2 separate regions of the Homo sapiens genome follow, and region 1 is linked to region 2. A link is an interaction called in ENCODE POLR2A ChIA-PET data of the cell type or tissue named here. Cell type or tissue: Caco-2. All regions are shown on one strand. Each heading gives the region's core, and the rest is flanking DNA. Links, peaks and the distances in the headings are about the cores only.

Region 1 (9,071 bases), core at 287-8,286, 78 kb before region 2:
CCCTCCACGTTTTCCTGGCTGTGTCTTCAGCTGGGTAATCACAGGTTCCCAAGACACAGCAAGGAGTGAGGTTAAGGCCACAGTGGAGGCTCTGGGCCTGGGAGCGGGTCCTGCCTGGCTGTGCGAGGGTGGAGGTGGTGCAGTTGGCTGCCTTGGGGATGCAGGGCACAGGGGTCCCACTGCCACCACTGCTGCTCCCAGAGCTGCTCCTGCTGCCACTGTCCATACCTCCCTGCTGCAGCTGGTATAATGGCAGCAACTGCTCCAGACGGTCTGCCACCACCATCAGTTGGAAGTGGTAGAGTGAAGTAGTGTTACATTTTAGTGGGGTTGGACAGAGTAGGCCTTGTGGAGGATGCAATGTTTGAATAGACTGTTGATCACAGGAAGGGAGAGGGCCACTGCAATATTTGTAGGAACAGCACTGGGGACAAGCCAGTGCACAGGTCCAGTGCACACCCCAGTGCCTGGGGTGGCTAAACCAGAATAAGCCAGCAAGAGATGGCAGGTAATAAGGTCAGACAGAGAACCAGAGGCCCAGTGTGTACAGGACCTTGTTGGCTACTGTAAGAACTTGGCTGAATGTAGCAGAAAACCACCAGAGGTTTTGAGCAGAGGAGTGACATGTTTTCACTTAGGTTTCCACAGATCACTCTGTCTGCTGTATTGAATGATTCTCAGTGGAGGTGGGGGGAATTTTGCCCCCCAGGGAGCATTTGACAATATCTGGAAATATTTTTGTTTGCCACTCCTGGGGGGCATCTCCTGGCATTAATGGGTAGAGGCCGAGGATGCTGCTGAGCATCCTGAAATACACAGGACAGACTCTACCACCAAGAATTATCCAGGTCAAAACGCAATAGTAGCAAGGTTGAAAAACCGTAGGGGCAAAGTCCCTTACATAGACCAGTGATTAAACGACATGATGAAATTCTGAAAAATTCTGTACTTATGTGTTAACTAAAACAGTATGTTATTGTATGTTTAGTACTGAAATCCCAATATTTACTAAATTTACATAGAACATGAAACATTAGTTGGGAAGCATTTTAATAATATACCCTAAATTATATAGGAGTAAAAAAGAAACATTTCAATATATTTTAAGAATTTCTAAGTTTATTTTTATGGTGTTCTTATCCAATAAATTAAAACAATGCATTCATTTCTATCTTAGTTTAAAATATAATATACGGTACTTACACAGTCCATACCTTAAAAATATTCAAAAGTAACTATTTTTAACCAATCCAGACTTTCATTCTCATGTTTTTCCCTCTCTTTTCCAACATACTAAAATATTTGTACCTGCTGTTTCGAAAAATAGGTTATATTTTTTGGTTAAATCATTAAAAACATAACTAGATATGTATTGTACATATCTTCAAATTTCACAACCATGCAGTGAAGTGTTATTTAGTTTATTTATATTGATTTGCTTTTTAAAGAAGTTTTAAAATATGGAGCAAAATATAATTTTTTCAACAAAGTTGACACAAAGGATATAATTCATGTTGCCCTAAGGTAACAGAAACACATAAGAGCCCAAAATATATGGAATGTATGCTAATTCATTTTGTTTTTTTAATAGCTCTTACATTCTACAGTGGAGTTTGTACTGCTCTAAATAGTTTTTTGGAACAAGGTATTGTATGTATAAATGAATAAACAAATACATATACCCAAACTTAATATAGAAATAAATCTGATTAAAGAGGCCAACAGAAATTCCATGATACAAAGCACGTTGTAAAGCTACCTGAAAAAGTACAGCCATTCAAAGAATTCTTTATCAAATATTTATAACCGCACATTAAAAATAATTATTTCAATTTCCAAAGTATGATTTGCTAATTTTATAAACCAATATTCCTTCCTAAAATACATAAATTTGTGCTATTTGCTGAATTCTCAATATGCGCTTCATGTCTAGGAGCTAGGAAATCATAACAGTATCGAAGATTGAGCCTAAGATATTTCTTAAAACATTTACTCTTTATTTTTATTTTATTTTACCTTAAGTTCTGGGATACGTGTGCAGAACGTGCAGGTTTGTTACATAGGTATACATGTGCCATGGTGGTTTGCTGCACCTGTCAACCCGTCATCTAGGTTTTAAGTCCTGCATGCATTAGGTATTTGTCCTAATGTTAAAGCATTTATTCCAAATCTGACCATTCTCTAGTCAGTGTGAGTGATGTTATTATAAATATCTCAATTATTCTTTAGATAATGATGTTTATAAACAATGACTTCGCCAGAAGCGTCCTTTTATGTAAACTGAATTTATAAAATGCATTAACCATTGGTTTTTGCTGCACAGCAGAAACCCAGATTCCATTTTGAATACTTGCTTGGTGAGGCATTAGACAGGTTCTTCATCTGAGACAAAATGTAATATACCAAGCTACTGTCGTACTTCCAGAAATAGAAGGATATTAACATTGTGGCACCAATATTATGAATGCATAGTCATTATTGGACATCCATAAAAGAAAATTTTTGAAGTAACGAGCAAAGTCAGAAGATTATATGTATGTGCCATATAAATTGTTGTGTAAAATATAGGTCACTTAGGTAATTTATCTGAGCCTAACTCAACCTTTCATGAGAGGCTGGAAAGAATGAATTTCATGGACCTGAAATTCTCTGGGTCAGACTTGTTAGAGAATGAAACGAGGAAGGGAGACTTTAGACCTAAGAGCAGCTGCCTCCCACTAATTATGTCAGCGGGTGTTAGGAAAACATGATCTCAAAAAGGAGGAGATGCAGCACTAATGAATATCTATGCAATATGAAGCTAAACAAGCCCTCACAGAGCATAATGAAAGAACTAGAGTTGCCAAAGCAAATCTAGGAAAGCTAGGATGTTGGAGGTCCTTAGAAATAAACTTGTGCTTTTTCATCAGCTAGTTCACGTTTGGACCAGAAGCTCAAGTTTTATCACCCACTAGATAATGATTTGAAGAAATATGCACCCTTCCAGCATACTAGGCTTCAAATTTACCAAATTACATTCATTGCCTTCAAAGACAACTGTGTTGTCTCATTCCAGGCAGCTATCAAATACAATGTACTTGCTAGGAGCAGAGCCACTCCCTTTACCCTTCCTAATTTTATCACTAGAGCAGGGGTAATCACATTTATTGTTGTATTGTGTAGCAGCCTAATGCAAGTACAGGATAAGCTATATCCAAATAGGATGCTTTTGGCTCCAAGTAACTTTTAAGCCCAACTCAAATTGGCAAATAAAGAAACATCATTAATTTTCTCTCATATCACCACGTGCAGAAGTTGTGATAGCCTTAGTCTTGGCATCTCCATGAATCTCTGGGCTCTGCCTTTCTCTAAGTGCTGGCTTCATCAAGTTCATAGGATAGTTAGTTCCTGCCTTCACATCCAGGTAAGAAAACATCCAGAAGCAAAAGTACTCTTCTAGTACTCCCTTTTAGGAATAAGAGAGCCTCTCCCAGGAACCTCCCAGCAAATGTGCCCTTATGTGTCTGTTACAATTAGGTTAGATGCCTGTTCAGTGACTAATCACCTGCCAGAAGAGTGGGATTATTCTGGTTGGCTTAGACAGTTCAGGATCCACCCATGGACCTAAGTGGGGCCACCTATTTAGAATGGAGGAGGAGTATGTACCAAAACTCAAATCCGAATTCTGTTGGACAGGAAGAAGGAAAGAATAGACACGAATGGACAACAAATAATGACCTCATATACTTCAATAAATATTGTGGATTGAATAAGTGAATAAACAAAAAAAATGCATTCCCTTTATTTTTCTCCTTTTGCCTTATTTATTCCTAAATAGAGGGTAGCTAAAATATTCACTAATGTCAGAATAATGCTGGTCAGGATTTCAGATCATTCTTAACAATGTGTTGATGTGTTATGACTCTAAATATATTCATATCTCAGGGCAATGTTTTTCACAAATCTCTATATCATTTCTACAGTGGCATAGTTTCCTCTTAGTGGTCAAGCTAGTATAATCTAGATTTTAAAGAAAACTCATAATTAAAATTTTATATGTGAACTTTGATGAAATATTATAATAGTTAATATGCCTGTTAGAGTTTGCGATCTGAATAAGACTTTAATTTTTGATGGAGTATGAACACTTAGGCAGCTTAGCACCCAGTCAATTACTGATCAATAAGAAAACTCACATTAGCTTTTTTACTTATCCCATAACCACTCAGAAGCTGTTTTGGGTATGAAATCCTTTCAGTACTACACGGACTAAACCAGTCTCTTTCATAAAGAACAAATTAAGTGATAGTGATTTTAGAAATGTGAAAGGAAAATAAATCTCAGGATCCCAATAGCACTAAGCCAAAGGGAAAAATCAAACTAGGAACTACTTAGGGCAAACCTCCCTCACATTCTATTCCTAAAAAAGATAGCTACTAAGATAAAAAAGCTACACACCTCTCTCACAATTTGTCCAGAAGGAAATTCTTTGGGGACAAAGGACACACAGGACTCAAAGTCCTTCCTCTGCTCACTGAGATAGATGCATATCTGATTGCTTTCTTTGGAAAGGCTTATCAGGAGCTCAAAAGAATGCAGCCATTTGTCTTTTATCTACCCATGACCTGGAAGCCTCCTTCAGGTCACAGGTGGAAAATTGATCGATGTCTCCTCTCCCTAAAATGCATAAAACCAAGCTGTGCCTGGACCACCTTGGGCCCATGTTGTCAGGACCTCCTGAGGCTTTGTCACGGGCACATGTCCTTAACCTTGGCAAAATAAACTTTCTAAATTGATTGAGACCTGTCTCAGATATTTGGGGTTCACAGAAATAATATAGTTTGTTGCATGTAAATAATCAAGCACGAGAAAAAATTCAGCCTTTTGTTGTATTCCTTTCCTGCCCCACCCCTTCAAAAACAAAAGAAAGTAAAACAGTTGATGGTGCATGCGATCCCTTTCTAAGCGCAGGTGCATCTGCAAGTCCATTTTGTGAATATTCAATGAGTAGTTGGAAGTCAGATGATATCCATTCCCAGAAATATTCCAAAAAAATTATAAAATCCCTAATTATACCTCTCCCTTCTAGACATTGGTACATGCTCTTTCCCTCCAAACTGGACACCACTGAACACCATGGGAACACACAGTAAAAACAGATTAGTCACTTTTGCCATGCCTGATGATTTTCATCTTTTTCTAACAGAAGTCGCGCACTGTGACCGAGGACAAGTTTTGGCTGTGTGTGTGTGTGTGTGTGTGTCTGTCTGTCTGTGTGTGCGTGTATGTGTGTTTTTGAGATGGAGTCTCGCTCTGTCACCCAGGCTGGAATGCAGTGGCACAATCTCGGCTCACTGCAACCTCCACCTCCCGAGTTCAAGCAATTTTCTTCCTCTGCTTCGCGAGTAGCTGGGATTACAGGTACCCGCCACCACAACCAGCTAATTTTTGTATTTTTAGTAGAGACGGAGTTTCACCATGTTGGCCAGGCTGGTCTTGAACTGCTGACATTGTGATCCATTCGCCTCGGCCTCCCAAAGGGCTGGGATTACAGGCATGAGCCACCGTGCCCAGCCAGCAGTATGTTTTTTTAAAAGTGTTTTGAATTTGTATGCCCTAAAGTGGAGTGTGCACTTTCCATTCCAGCTGTTAGCTGCCTGGGCCTTGAAGGTATTTGTGTTTGTTCTCCTAGAAATTATTTCAAGCTTATGAGATTTATGCTTATAGTTAATACCAAAGCACTTTCATTTTCCATTTTCCACTTAGTTGGTGTTTAAAAAGACTAAGAATGAAATAAAATATTGAAATATTGTTATAAACATGGCTGTTTACAGATTCAGTGCTGAGATCTGGACTTACTACTTGACAGGCAGATGACTACTGAAAACTCAAATTATTTCTTTTGTCAGCTAGTGTTTGAAAGTCTACATTCAAAATGCTAAGATTGGGTTATCAATATACTGTATAATGAACAAATACAAGCTGTCGGAAGATGAATTTTTGAAAGTTGCAAACAACCTAGTCACTAGCTTACTGTAGTGATTGTCTGGGTTTGAATTTTAGTTCGGTCTTGCTCTTTTGCTTGGATAAAGCTTTGATTCCAACACTCAGGCCCTTACTGTGAGGGAGGGGTGGGAGAACACTGCCTCCTTAACCCTAGCCTTTAAGAGAAACTTCAACAGCCACACTTGGTGATCTTGAGACATGTTCCCTCATTTGGGGGCATGGTGGCCTGGTGCCTGACACTTCCTGAGGAAGTTAAATCAGCTTGGATAGTGTATTAGTCCATTTTCACACTGCTATAAAGAACTACCCAAGACTGGGTCATTTATAAAGAAAAGAGGTTTAATTAACTCACAGTTCCACATGGCTGGGAAGGCCTCAGGAAGCTTACAGTCATGGTGTAAGGCAAAGGGGAAGCAAGTCACCTCTTACATGGTGGCAGGTGAGAAAGAGCATGAAAGAGGAAGTGCCACTTTTAAAACCATCAGATCTCATGAGAACTCATTCACTATCATGAGAACAGCATGAGGGAAACTGCCCCCATGATCCAATCACCTCCCACCAGGTTCCTCCCCTGACACGTGGGGATTACGATTTCAGATGAGACTCAGGTGGAGACACAGAGCCAAACCATATCATTTTGCCTCTGTCCCCTCCCAAATCTCATGTCTTTCTCACATTTCAAAACATAGTCATGCCTTCCCAACAGTTCCCCAAAGTCTTCACTCATTCCAGCATTAACCCAAAAGTCCAAGTCCAAAGTCTCATTTGAGACAAGGCTAGTCCCTTCCACCTATGAACCTGTAAAATGAAGAGCAATTTAGTTATTTCCAAGATACAATGGAGGTACAGGCATTGGGTAAATGTTCTCATTCTAAATGAGAGAAATTGGCCAAAACAAAGGGTCACAGGCCTCATGCAATTCAGAAACCAGGTGGGGCAGTCAGTCAGTAAATCTTAAAACTCCAATATCTCTTTTGACTTCATGTCTCACATCCAGGGCATGCTGATGCAAAGGGTGGGCTCCTATGGCCTTGGGCAGCTCTGCCCCTGTGGTTTTTCAGGGTACAACCCCCACAGATGCTTTCATGAGCTGGCATTGAGTCCCTGTGGCTTTTCTAGGCACATGGTGCAAGTTGTCGGTGAAGCTACCATTCTGGGGTCTGGAGGATGATGGCCCTCTTCTCACAACTCCACTAGGCAGTGCCCCAGTGGGGACTCTGTGTGGGGGCTCCAACCTCACATTTCCCCTCTGCATTGCCCTAGTGGAGGTTCTCCATAAGAGCTCCACCCTTGCAGCAGACTTCTGCCTAGACATTCAGGCATTTCCATATATCCTCTGAAATCTAGGTGGAGGTTTCCAAAGCTCAACAATTGTCTCTTCTGTGCACCTGCAGGCCCAACACCATGTGGAAGCTGCCAAGGCTTGGGGTTTGCACCCTCTGAAGCAACAGCTCAATCTGTACCTTGGCCCCTTTTAGCAGCTGGAGCTGGAGTGGCTGGGAAGCAGGGCATCAAGTCCTGAGGCTGCACAGAGCAGCGGGGCCCTGGGCCTTTGATGCCCTGAAGATCTCTTACATGCCCTGGAGACATTCTCCCCATTGTCTTGGCTATTAACATTTGGCTCCTCCTTACTTACACAAATTTCTGCGGCTGGCTTGAATTTCTCCCCAGAAAATGAGTTTTTCTTTTTTACCTAATGGTCAGGCTGCAAAATTTTCTAAGCTTTTATGTTCTGCTTCCTTTTAAATAAAAGTTTCAGTTTCAGATAATCTCTTTGTGAATGCATATGACTGAATGCTTTCGGAATCAGCCAGGTTATGTCTTGAACACTTTGCTGCTTAGAAATGTCTTCCACCAGATACCCTAAATAATTTTCTTAAGTTCAAAGTTCCACAGGTCTCTAGGGCAGGGGCACAATGCCACCAGTTTCTTTGCTAAAGCATAGCATGAGTGACCTTTACTCCAGTTTCCAATAAGTTCCTCATCTCCATCTGAGATCACCTCAGCCTGGACCTCATTGTCCATATCACTATCAGTATTGTGGTCAAAACCATTCAACAAGTCTCTAGGAAGTTCCAAACTTTCCCATGTCTTCCTGTCTTCTTCTGAGCCCTCCAAACTGTTCCACCAACCTCTGCCTGTTACTCAGTTCCAAAGTTACTTCCACATATTCAGGTTATCTTTGTAGCAGTATCCCACTCTGCCAGTGCCAATTCTCTGTATTCGTCCATTTTCACACTGCTATAAAGAACTCCCCAAGACTGGGTAATTTATAAAGAAGACAGGTTTAATTGACTCACCATTCCACATGGCTGGGGAGGCCTCAGGAAACTTACAGTCATGACAGAAGGTGAAGGGGAAGCAAGGCACATCTTACATGGTGGCAGGTAAGAAAGGGAGCAATGGAGGAAGTGCCACTTTAAAAACCATCAGATATTGTGGGAACTCACTCACTATCATGAGAACAACATGGAGGGAACCATCCCCATGATCCAGTCATCTCCCATCATGTCCGTCCTTCAACATGTGGAAATTACAATTTGAGATGAGATTCGGGTGGAGACACAGAGCCAAACCATATCTGGTAGCAACTGGGATGTACCAACCCTCTTGGCCTCTGATTGCAGGACAAAGATATGTGAGTCTGAGGACTAGGTACGTTGACCTGGGGCACTGTATAAGGGATTCTGCACGTGAGGGTGATTTGCCAAGGCCAAAAGACCCTCAGTTTTAAGTAACCCTGGGATAAAGGTGAGGTGAGCCAGGAGTGGCCAGTGAAGAGGAGTCAGTGTTGGAGAGGCCTAGCAGAGGAACTTCTGAATAAGCTATAACGGGAAGGATCAACTTTGAACATCTGTTAGTACTATAGGGTACAAAGCAAAGAACTTTGCTTCTCCCTTGCCTTTTTGCTACTACAACACCACCCCATTCCATACCAAACCTGGAGAAGGCTGAAGTGGAGATAAGAAGGAAGGAAAACAGCCAACCATGGCTTTCTAGTTAATAAAGAAGGCAGGTGGCCCTCTGCAGTCAGCCATAGCTGGATATAGATGGGGGCATATCTTATTTGTGATTGAAGATTGACA
Region 2 (9,071 bases), core at 801-8,800:
GTGCACCCTCACAGTTCAAACCTGTGTTGTTCAAGGGTCAACTGTATATCCAAGTTCATACATATCGTAAATGGTAGAACTAAGATGCAATTTCAGATCCAAATTCAGATTTTCAAATTCAGTTTCCAAGTCATATGATGACACTATTTAGAAAATCAAAATTAGTTTCCAGCTTTTACAAATCAAGCTGCTAGTAGTAATTCTAATACCATTATATGATTATTAATAATGCCACCACATTGATGGCTCAGCTGAGGACTAGAAAATAAGTCTTTAACAAAATTTCCTATTTGTATTTTATTTTTCTTGCAATGATGCACAGCTGAGAACAGAAAATAAGTCTTAACACTCTCCCAAAGATGGCAAGATGCACAGTCACCATGTCTAATGATTCCACATCTGATGCTCTCAAGGCCCTAGCATTATTCACAAAATGACTTAATTACAAATAACATTGTACTGATTATCTGTTATATAACAAATTATCCCAAAACTTAGTTAAAACAACAAACATTTATTATCTCATAGTTCTTGTGGGTGCCTCTGGTTTGATGTCTCTCCTAAAGTTTGCATTCAGGTTGTAGGACAGGGCTGCAGCCTCATCTGCCTGTGAGAGGATTTGCTTCTAAGCTCACCCATGTCATTGTTGATGGAATTCTCATCTGTTTGGCTGAGGCCCTCATTCAGTTGCTTGTTGGTTATGAGCATCAGTTCCTTGTTACATGGACCTTCCTATGGAGAAGTACACATTATGGTAGCTGGCTTCCACCAAAGCAAACAAGAGAGTGAGAGCAGCCAGAAAGACAGAAGTCATAGTTTTTTGAAAACCTAATCATAGAAGTCACATCTCATCATGTTAGTATGTTATACTAATTAGAAGTTAATCACTAAGTTCTTCCCACACTGAAGAAAAGGGGATTGCTACAAGGATGTGAATATCATGAGAAGGGGATCATTAGGAGCCATCTTAGCGACTGCCTACCACAAATATTAGCCAATCTCTTTTTAATGAAAGAATATTTTTTCTACATTTCCTAAATACTTAATTTAACCACTTATTCCACAATACCCATAAGATAGAAATGGTTCTTCTTTCATAAGTCTTGCCAAGTCATCAGGCAAGTTGCTGCTCTGGCACATGTATGCTGGATTGAGACGAGCAGATAGAGGGAAGAGAGGACAAGGCAAGTTTTCTCAGTGCTATTGCCATCTAAACTGAGACTGGAAGGAAAAGTAGGTGATTAGCCAAGGAAGAGGATGAGGGAAGAGTGTTATAAGCAAAGGGAATAACAGGTACATACTAATGCCTGAAGATGAGAAAGAATCAATTTCAATATTAAACATCTATATCCATTCTTCTTGGGTTATTACAGTTTGTGGTTATCCTTCACTTGATCTGAGCCAAAAGGCCGAGAAGCAATAGTTTGTGGTTATTTTTAATGGAGCTGTTTTAAACTGATCAGAATAACTGTTAAGTATTAAATTTATGATTATTTCTATTTTAGCAAAGTAGTTTTCTTTCTTTTTATTTATTCATTTATTTTGAGACAGGGTCGCACTCTTGCCCAGGCTAGAGTGTTGCGGTGGTATCATGGCTCACTGCAGCCTCAACACCCCAGGCTCAAGCGTTCTTCCTGCCTCAGCCTCCCGAGTAGCTGGGACTACAGGCATGAATCACCATGCTCAGCTAGTTTTTATTTTACTTTTGCAGAGACAAGGTCTTACTATGTTGTCCAGGCTGATCTCGAATTCCTGCGCTCAAGTGATCCTCCTGTCTTGGCCTCTTAGAGTGCACGATTACAGGCAGAAGCCACTGCACCCAGCCTCAAAATAGTTCTCTAGGGGTCTGTCGGGTAAATTGGGCCTAAGAACTCTGAGTTTGTCCTGTCCACATGCACAACGACATTGCCTTCTCTTCTAATTTTGCTTCTGCCTGAGGTGATATCCTAAGGCTGAGCCTTCAGAATACTAGGTGCAGCAGATTTAATAACTGTGCGTGAATTTGGTCAACCTCATTAGCCCAACCCGATAATTAAATTCCAATTAAAATATCTCCTGCTTCTGACACAGAAAAAGAAAAAGTAGTGAGGAACAGATTAGATTATTTTGACCTTTTAATTTCCTTTAGGCATTGGGTCTGTAGGTCAATGATTAATATTAACATGCTTTGTGTAATTAACATCAAGTCCCCTGATAAGTAGGGCAGGAAATTCTTCATAGTTAGTATTTTAGAAGGATGCCTGTAATCTCCATTTGCACAAAATAAACTGACATATGATTTTCCAGGAAGGATGTTAGAATAAATGACTATCCAATCGTAGGATAGAGATATATTGTTAGTAGGAAGTATACGTCCATTAAACTGATTGTCTGACTCTGGTTTTTAAACTTTTTATTATGTAGAATTTGGAACATACACAAGAATAAACAGAATATAATACTTTACCATCCTACTGTAACAACCATCAACTTATAATTAATCTTTTGCCACTCACACCTCTAACCTCCTCATATTATTTTTGAAGCTTATTCTAGCTTATTCCATATAATGTAAAAGATGATATAAAATCATTTCATCTAAGGATATTCCAGTATATACTTCTAATAGAGAAGCAGTCATTGTTTTAAAACAAAACTACGGTACCATTTCTGTCCTAAAAAAGAACAATAATTTCTTGGTATTATAATATTTTTCCTTTATACTTATTTTTACTTTCTTTTATAGTGAGATAGATGAATAGATAATTAGTGGTTAAATTGGGGGTGATTTTACCCTGTAGGGGTCATTTGGCAATGTTTGGAGTTATTTTTGTTACCAACTAGGGGGGTGCTACTGGCGTCTAGTCGTTAGAAGCCAGGGATGCTGATAAACACACAGGATGGTCCCCCAATAATAAAGAACTGTCTCTTCCAAAATGCCAGTAGCGCTGCTATGGAGAAATTCAGGTAGGCAGACATATAGGCAAATGGCAGTTACAAGGGACAAAAGCTTATACAGAAAAGAGATACAAAATTAGGTGATTTAGGTAACCACACAAAGGACAAAAATGGATTTATAATTGAAAAGATGATTCAGAATAGTTATTCCAATTGAGATGTCCCATGATGAAATAGAATTTTATGATTGTTTTAAAGGGATCATCAGTGGCCTATAATTAATTAATGGAACACGTGTTCTGGGTGCCGGTAAAGTAATTCAGAAAAATAGGTTTCTTACTTGGGCAGCAGAGTCAAAGGAAGTAATGAGCAAAATATTTAGTAAATACGAGTAGAATCTGTGTTCTGAAAAAATCTAGAAAAAATTATTTTGAATCCGCTAAAAAGTCTGTCACAAATGGCTTTATGTAAAACAATGCTATGGATATTAATGCTTGTGACACATTTTTAAGACAAAAATGAGTATTACTTACTTTAATGTAGACAGAACTATGCTCATTATTCTCCACACAAAACCCCTGGCAATAATTTACCTAGCAGCACAGTAGTTCTTGTAGATCAAAGCTGCATTATTTAAGCATGTCCAGGGGGCAGGTTTTAGCTCTGTGCCTTTTACTTTAAGGAAAAAAAAATATTGGTTTGCTTCTTGAGAGAAAGCAATGTTTAGCTAACTAGGTGCTTCATGCAAGTCCTGCAATATTTAAACTCACATGAATTCCTCCTGTTATCTGGGAAGAACTCCCTTTCTGACCCAAATACTCTAAAATCTGAGGAAAGTACAGAACAACTGTGGGAAAGCCAGTCTCTTCAAATGAACAGCGATGTATTTTCGTTTAAATTAAACCCGAATGTTAACTAGATTCAGGAAAGGAAATGGCAGAGGAGAGTCTGTCGTTGATATAGAATACGCCTGCCTGCGTCGGCTCACAGACAAGTGATGAAGTCCAACTCTGAAATTTCAGGCAATTTGTATACCAAGCTCCTCCTTTTCTGCAGTCTTCTTTTCCATTGGTAAAATTCTTTTGCAGGGTCATGTAGGGATCCCACCCCTTCTCTGTGTTTTCACTCTGAAGCTCTACACAACTTTACACCTGAATGAACGCCAAACCTCTATGGATATATAAAGGGAAGCTTGAGGAGGAATTTCACAGTTACAGTGCAGAAGCAGAAGCAAAAGAATTAACCAGCTCTTCAGTCAAGCAAATCCTCTACTCACCATGCTTCCTCCTGCCATTCATTTCTATCTCCTTCCCCTTGCATGCATCCTAATGAAAAGCTGTTTGGCTTTTAAAAATGATGCCACAGAAATCCTTTATTCACATGTGGTTAAACCTGTTCCAGCACACCCCAGCAGCAACAGCACGTTGAATCAAGCCAGAAATGGAGGCAGGCATTTCAGTAACACTGGACTGGATCGGAACAGTAAGTGTGTTTTACTTGTACAGTTTTTTTTTTTCTTTTCTGGTAGCATTAGCTCACATTCCTGTAGAATTGTTTTATTGGTAACTAACCTGAACCGTATATATGTTGTGAAACAATTTGGGAGTAATCTGCTGCATGTGCAGGTTGGCATTCTTCCCTAGGTAGTGATTTTAAAGTTAACCTAACTAAAACAGTGGTTTAATAGTGCAAGCACAGACTGAAGTTTTATCAAACATCCACAAAGAAAACATTTCCAGGAATTAAACTATTGTTTTGTCAAAATCATGCAAAATGACCATTTTAAAAAGTATTGTTTTAGATAGCTCAAGTTCCGGTTGTTTTGTCAATTTATTTCAGGGCATATGCAATTTTGGTAAAGTGTATAAACGTAACTAATATATATTATTAGTTACCATCCACAAATAAATATAGGGAATCACAAGGGAAAAAAGGAAGCTTCCAGGAGAAAAAATTTGTTTACATTGGATTTCTAAAATATGTCTAGTGAGATAGTCAAAAGTTTTGATGATGCTCAATGTAAAAGAGGGATAAACTAAAAATGTTGGAGAATCACATTTTTCTAAAATAATTCCTTGTTGTCCCATTCAAAATTTAGATAATTGTGTATTTCTGTGACAGACTGGGGACATTTTTGTAACTTAAGAGATGTAAAACAACAGCTTAGTTGACACACTAATTGACCACTGGTTAGGGGGATTCAAATTACCCCTAACTTTTGTTTCTATCTTTTCCTTTAGAAGAGGCCATATGCTAATAATCAGGTTTTAAGAGAGAGAGAGAGAGAGAGAGAAACACTGCGCAGGAAATCTTACACAAATCTTTTGCCTCTCCTTCTTCACTCCATTCAACTACGAAAAGTAGTTTTGACTTTTGAAAAGTCAAAGCAAATTTGACTGTTAATGTCTAAGAAAGCTAGGATGTTTTAACTTTCACGAAGCTGGTTGCTTTTAAGTACACAGGACATATCTGATTATTATTAGATTACTGAGCAATGTGGTGGGTATTCGTTGTCAATGAACTGTCACTGCAAAAATGCCAAATCTGTATATACACAGGAACAGAAAGCTTGACGAGACAAAATTATTTCTGGCTATTTCCAGGTGCATTCCTGAGGCAGCTGCAGGAAGGTGAGCTGGAGGCAGAATCAGGCACGCTGAGCACACTGTCCAACCAAACAATTTACGCTTTACATTTTAATCCCACAATTCTAGATTTCTATGCATGCATGTCTATATACATAAGTTTTTCCACAACTATCACGTTCCCCTTAAGCTATATCTCTTACCTCAGAAGTACTAGCATACAGAGATGAAGTGAAACTCCTGATTCAGTTCTACTTCGACGTATCTTTCAGTACTTTTTGTGGAACCACTTCAGTGTCCCTTATCATTTTTATTTGTAAAATGTCAGCAGCCTGTACTTTTAAACATCCTTTTTTTTTTTCCTGGTTGGCAAGCCTTGATTTCTTTTCAAGCTTGTTATAGGCAATTCTCCTCAAGTTTAGATAACAAAGCAAGGGTAAGGAAAACTTAAAATATTTAAAGATTAATTTTTGCTTTAATTACATAAGGCATGTAACAAGAAACAGCCAATTAGAGAACATACCTATCAAATCCAAATAACTAAAACAAAAAGTTTGCCATGACCAATATTCAGGAAATGAACACCGTGGTTCCTTTTGCAGTTGTAAATCAGACATGTTAGGCATTTTTCTGCCATAAAATTCATGGAAATGTAGCCAAGTTGTTATGGCAACCATACGTTCCTGATTTAGGGGCTTTTATATTCTTTGAGTCTTGAGTTGTAGTGGCATTTTACATTTCAAACATGTTACTGTTTGTATTTTTTAAAAGATAGTTTGGGAATTTATGTTTAAAACATAGTTATTAAGTTTGATATGCAAAATGTCAGATGTTGTACACATGTATGTCTGAGTCTCTGCAGCTAAAGTCTATAATTGAAATAAAATATTACCGAGAGCATATGCATTATACACAATATTTAAATGGCTATCACATTTTTTCTCAACAGATTTTTAAAAAGCCTAATTAAAAACACTTGCAGACATTAGCCAATATGACCCTTGAGAAAGAGAATATTAAAGTATACTCTTAACTCATTGAATAATGAATATTTACACATAAATGGAAGAGCTGCTAACCCCTTATTGGAGAGTCAGACTAAGGAAATTGGATTTTCAAACACTCTAATAAGCAATTAGCTAATGTTATATATAAAAACAATCAGGCCTACATTTTTTTTCCCAAAAAAGTTATAGCCATGTAAACTGATGATTTTCATGAAAGTGTCCCTATACTATCCAGACAGATTTTTTTCACTGTGAAAATAAAGTAGGTGCTCACTTTCTATTTGGCAATTTGCTATCATTTGCCTATTATTTTTGTCATTGCAGATCACTTTTTAAAAGGTCTTCATTTGCATTTTTTCTCTGATGCACATTCTTTTTTGTTTCCTGCAGCTCGGGTTCAAGTGGGTTGCCGGGAACTGCGTTCCACCAAATACATCTCTGATGGCCAGTGCACCAGCATCAGCCCTCTGAAGGAGCTGGTGTGTGCTGGCGAGTGCTTGCCCCTGCCAGTGCTCCCTAACTGGATTGGAGGAGGCTATGGAACAAAGTACTGGAGCAGGAGGAGCTCCCAGGAGTGGCGGTGTGTCAATGACAAAACCCGTACCCAGAGAATCCAGCTGCAGTGCCAAGATGGCAGCACACGCACCTACAAAATCACAGTAGTCACTGCCTGCAAGTGCAAGAGGTACACCCGGCAGCACAACGAGTCCAGTCACAACTTTGAGAGCATGTCACCTGCCAAGCCAGTCCAGCATCACAGAGAGCGGAAAAGAGCCAGCAAATCCAGCAAGCACAGCATGAGTTAGAACTCAGACTCCCATAACTAGACTTACTAGTAACCATCTGCTTTACAGATTTGATTGCTTGGAAGACTCAAGCCTGCCACTGCTGTTTTCTCACTTGAAAGTATATGCTTTCTGCTTTGATCAAACCCAGCAAGCTGTCTTAAGTATCAGGACCTTCTTTGGGAATAGTTTTTCCTTTTCAAGTTTTTCAAGATGTAGGTATATCCATGAATGCAATTTGCATTTAAATTCCACGTATCCTGTAGTTTTAATTCCTCATTGTTCTTAAAAGACTGTTGATACTATAAACATCAGTGAATCATTATATTTTAAAACAGAAAAGGGCTTCTCAGATACCCTCCATCTACTGGCCCATCCCCTCTCCTAAACAAAACTCCTTCAAAACAGGTTAAAAAAAATATGTTGTCATGAATCTTCACAGTAACATTTCAGAAAGGTGCTTTTTTGGTACTCTTCATGGGAACAGTTTAGCAGCCATGAGTGATCTTCCTTTGAAAGAGAATGAAAGACCCTGTGACATTTCACTTCAAAAATAAGCCCTGTAGCTCTTTACGGTCGCATAGTATGAAATTATACCCTGCATGCTGACCCTCGCTTGGAATGGAATGCCAGAAATGCATGGCAGCAGCTAATAAGTAAAGCTGATTAACTATTTATTTGTCAATGTTATTATTTAATGAGCTTTCACATGTGATTTGTTTCAAAACTTTAATTTTTTAATGTTTTGAAACTTTTTCATGGACCTAAATATTTTCCTATATGATTTGTGGTTGATTAGAAATATGAAATACATGTTGTAGATATGTAAAATGAATATTTTAGTCTCCTTATTACATATATGTTCATGGTGAACTTTATCAATAGTATGGATCTTTTTAAATCAATAAGATGCTTTGTAAAGTTGAAATAAGTAATACTTTCTTGTTTAATCTGTGCAATCAGAAGGTGTCTTGACCTTCAATTCAATTGGTTTCTTTTAACAAAAATAAACACTGCTAAAAGTTATTGTTGTTGCCTCTAACATGTATAAAGGGTGCAAAAATTGTAGAATAAATGTATAAGGGTAATTGCTATTTTTTTTTCTAAGTCACATTCAAGCTTTGACAGAAGTATCATTCTAAGAGAGGAGACAGAGGGAGACAGGGAGTCCATCTCTTCAGTAAATGGGAGGTTGCAAAAGTTGGGTGTCAATCCAGCAATGAGTAGTCATGAGAATATCAAATTTACATACACCAGTGGATGCCAAGTCTGCTGCTCATTATAATCACCCGGAGGAGATATTATGAGACCCAATGCCCAGGTTTTCATCCACATTACATCAGAATTTCTTGGGGTAGAGCTCAAATATCAGCAGGTTTTAAAGTTTTCCAGATGATCTCAATGTACAGCTAAATTTGAGAAAGGAAAGAATTGTGAAGAAATCAGTATCTTATCTTGGAGAACATTGAATACTATTGTATGGCCCACAAACCAAAAACATGAAAACCAAAAACATGAAAAACAAAGGAAACAAAAGCTAATTTTTGAGTGTTTTCAATTTTGGCATGTTGTTATATTGAGCAACATAGTGTCTTGAAGCAGATTATACAGTTGAAGGACTGTTGTGTCAATTCAATCAAATGATTGATTTCATCACTCCAAATGAAGAAAACCAAAGAGGCTCATGATGTATTGGTAATATTTTCTGGGTTTTCCCTTTTGGGATGCTGAGCACGAAAGACTCCTTAGTAATTATTTTGTAGTAGATTGTTCTTTTTGTAATTGCTAGTCTGAAAATCACATGTAAATTACATATA

Evidence for each region. Peaks named below come from ENCODE experiments on the same cell type or tissue, not always from the same donor. Only the 100,000 strongest peaks of a DNase experiment are listed, where the experiment ranks them.
Region 1: POLR2A ChIA-PET joins it to region 2 with 6 read pairs; 4 of 35 experiments call an interaction of 5 or more read pairs at or near these places.

Annotation. Positions count from the first base shown.
Region 1 is chr7:16,538,116-16,547,186 of GRCh38, reverse strand. All of the region lies in intron 3 of LRRC72 (leucine rich repeat containing 72), which reads right to left. Among named protein-coding and RNA genes, the nearest start is that of LRRC72, 16 kb to the right of the region's middle. In Caco-2, for the core only: no CTCF peak of the experiment used is centred there; a DNase peak (open chromatin) is centred at 4,586.
Region 2 is chr7:16,460,752-16,469,822 of GRCh38, reverse strand. SOSTDC1 (sclerostin domain containing 1) reads left to right here and starts at 4,085. Exons shown (of 2, transcript NM_015464.3): 1 at 4,085-4,359; 2 at 6,860-8,342. The coding sequence starts at 4,155. The coding sequence ends at 7,275. All of the region lies in intron 4 of LOC105375168 (a long non-coding RNA gene), which reads right to left. In Caco-2, for the core only: no CTCF peak of the experiment used is centred there; a DNase peak (open chromatin) is centred at 3,906; H3K4me3 peaks cover 1,664 bases.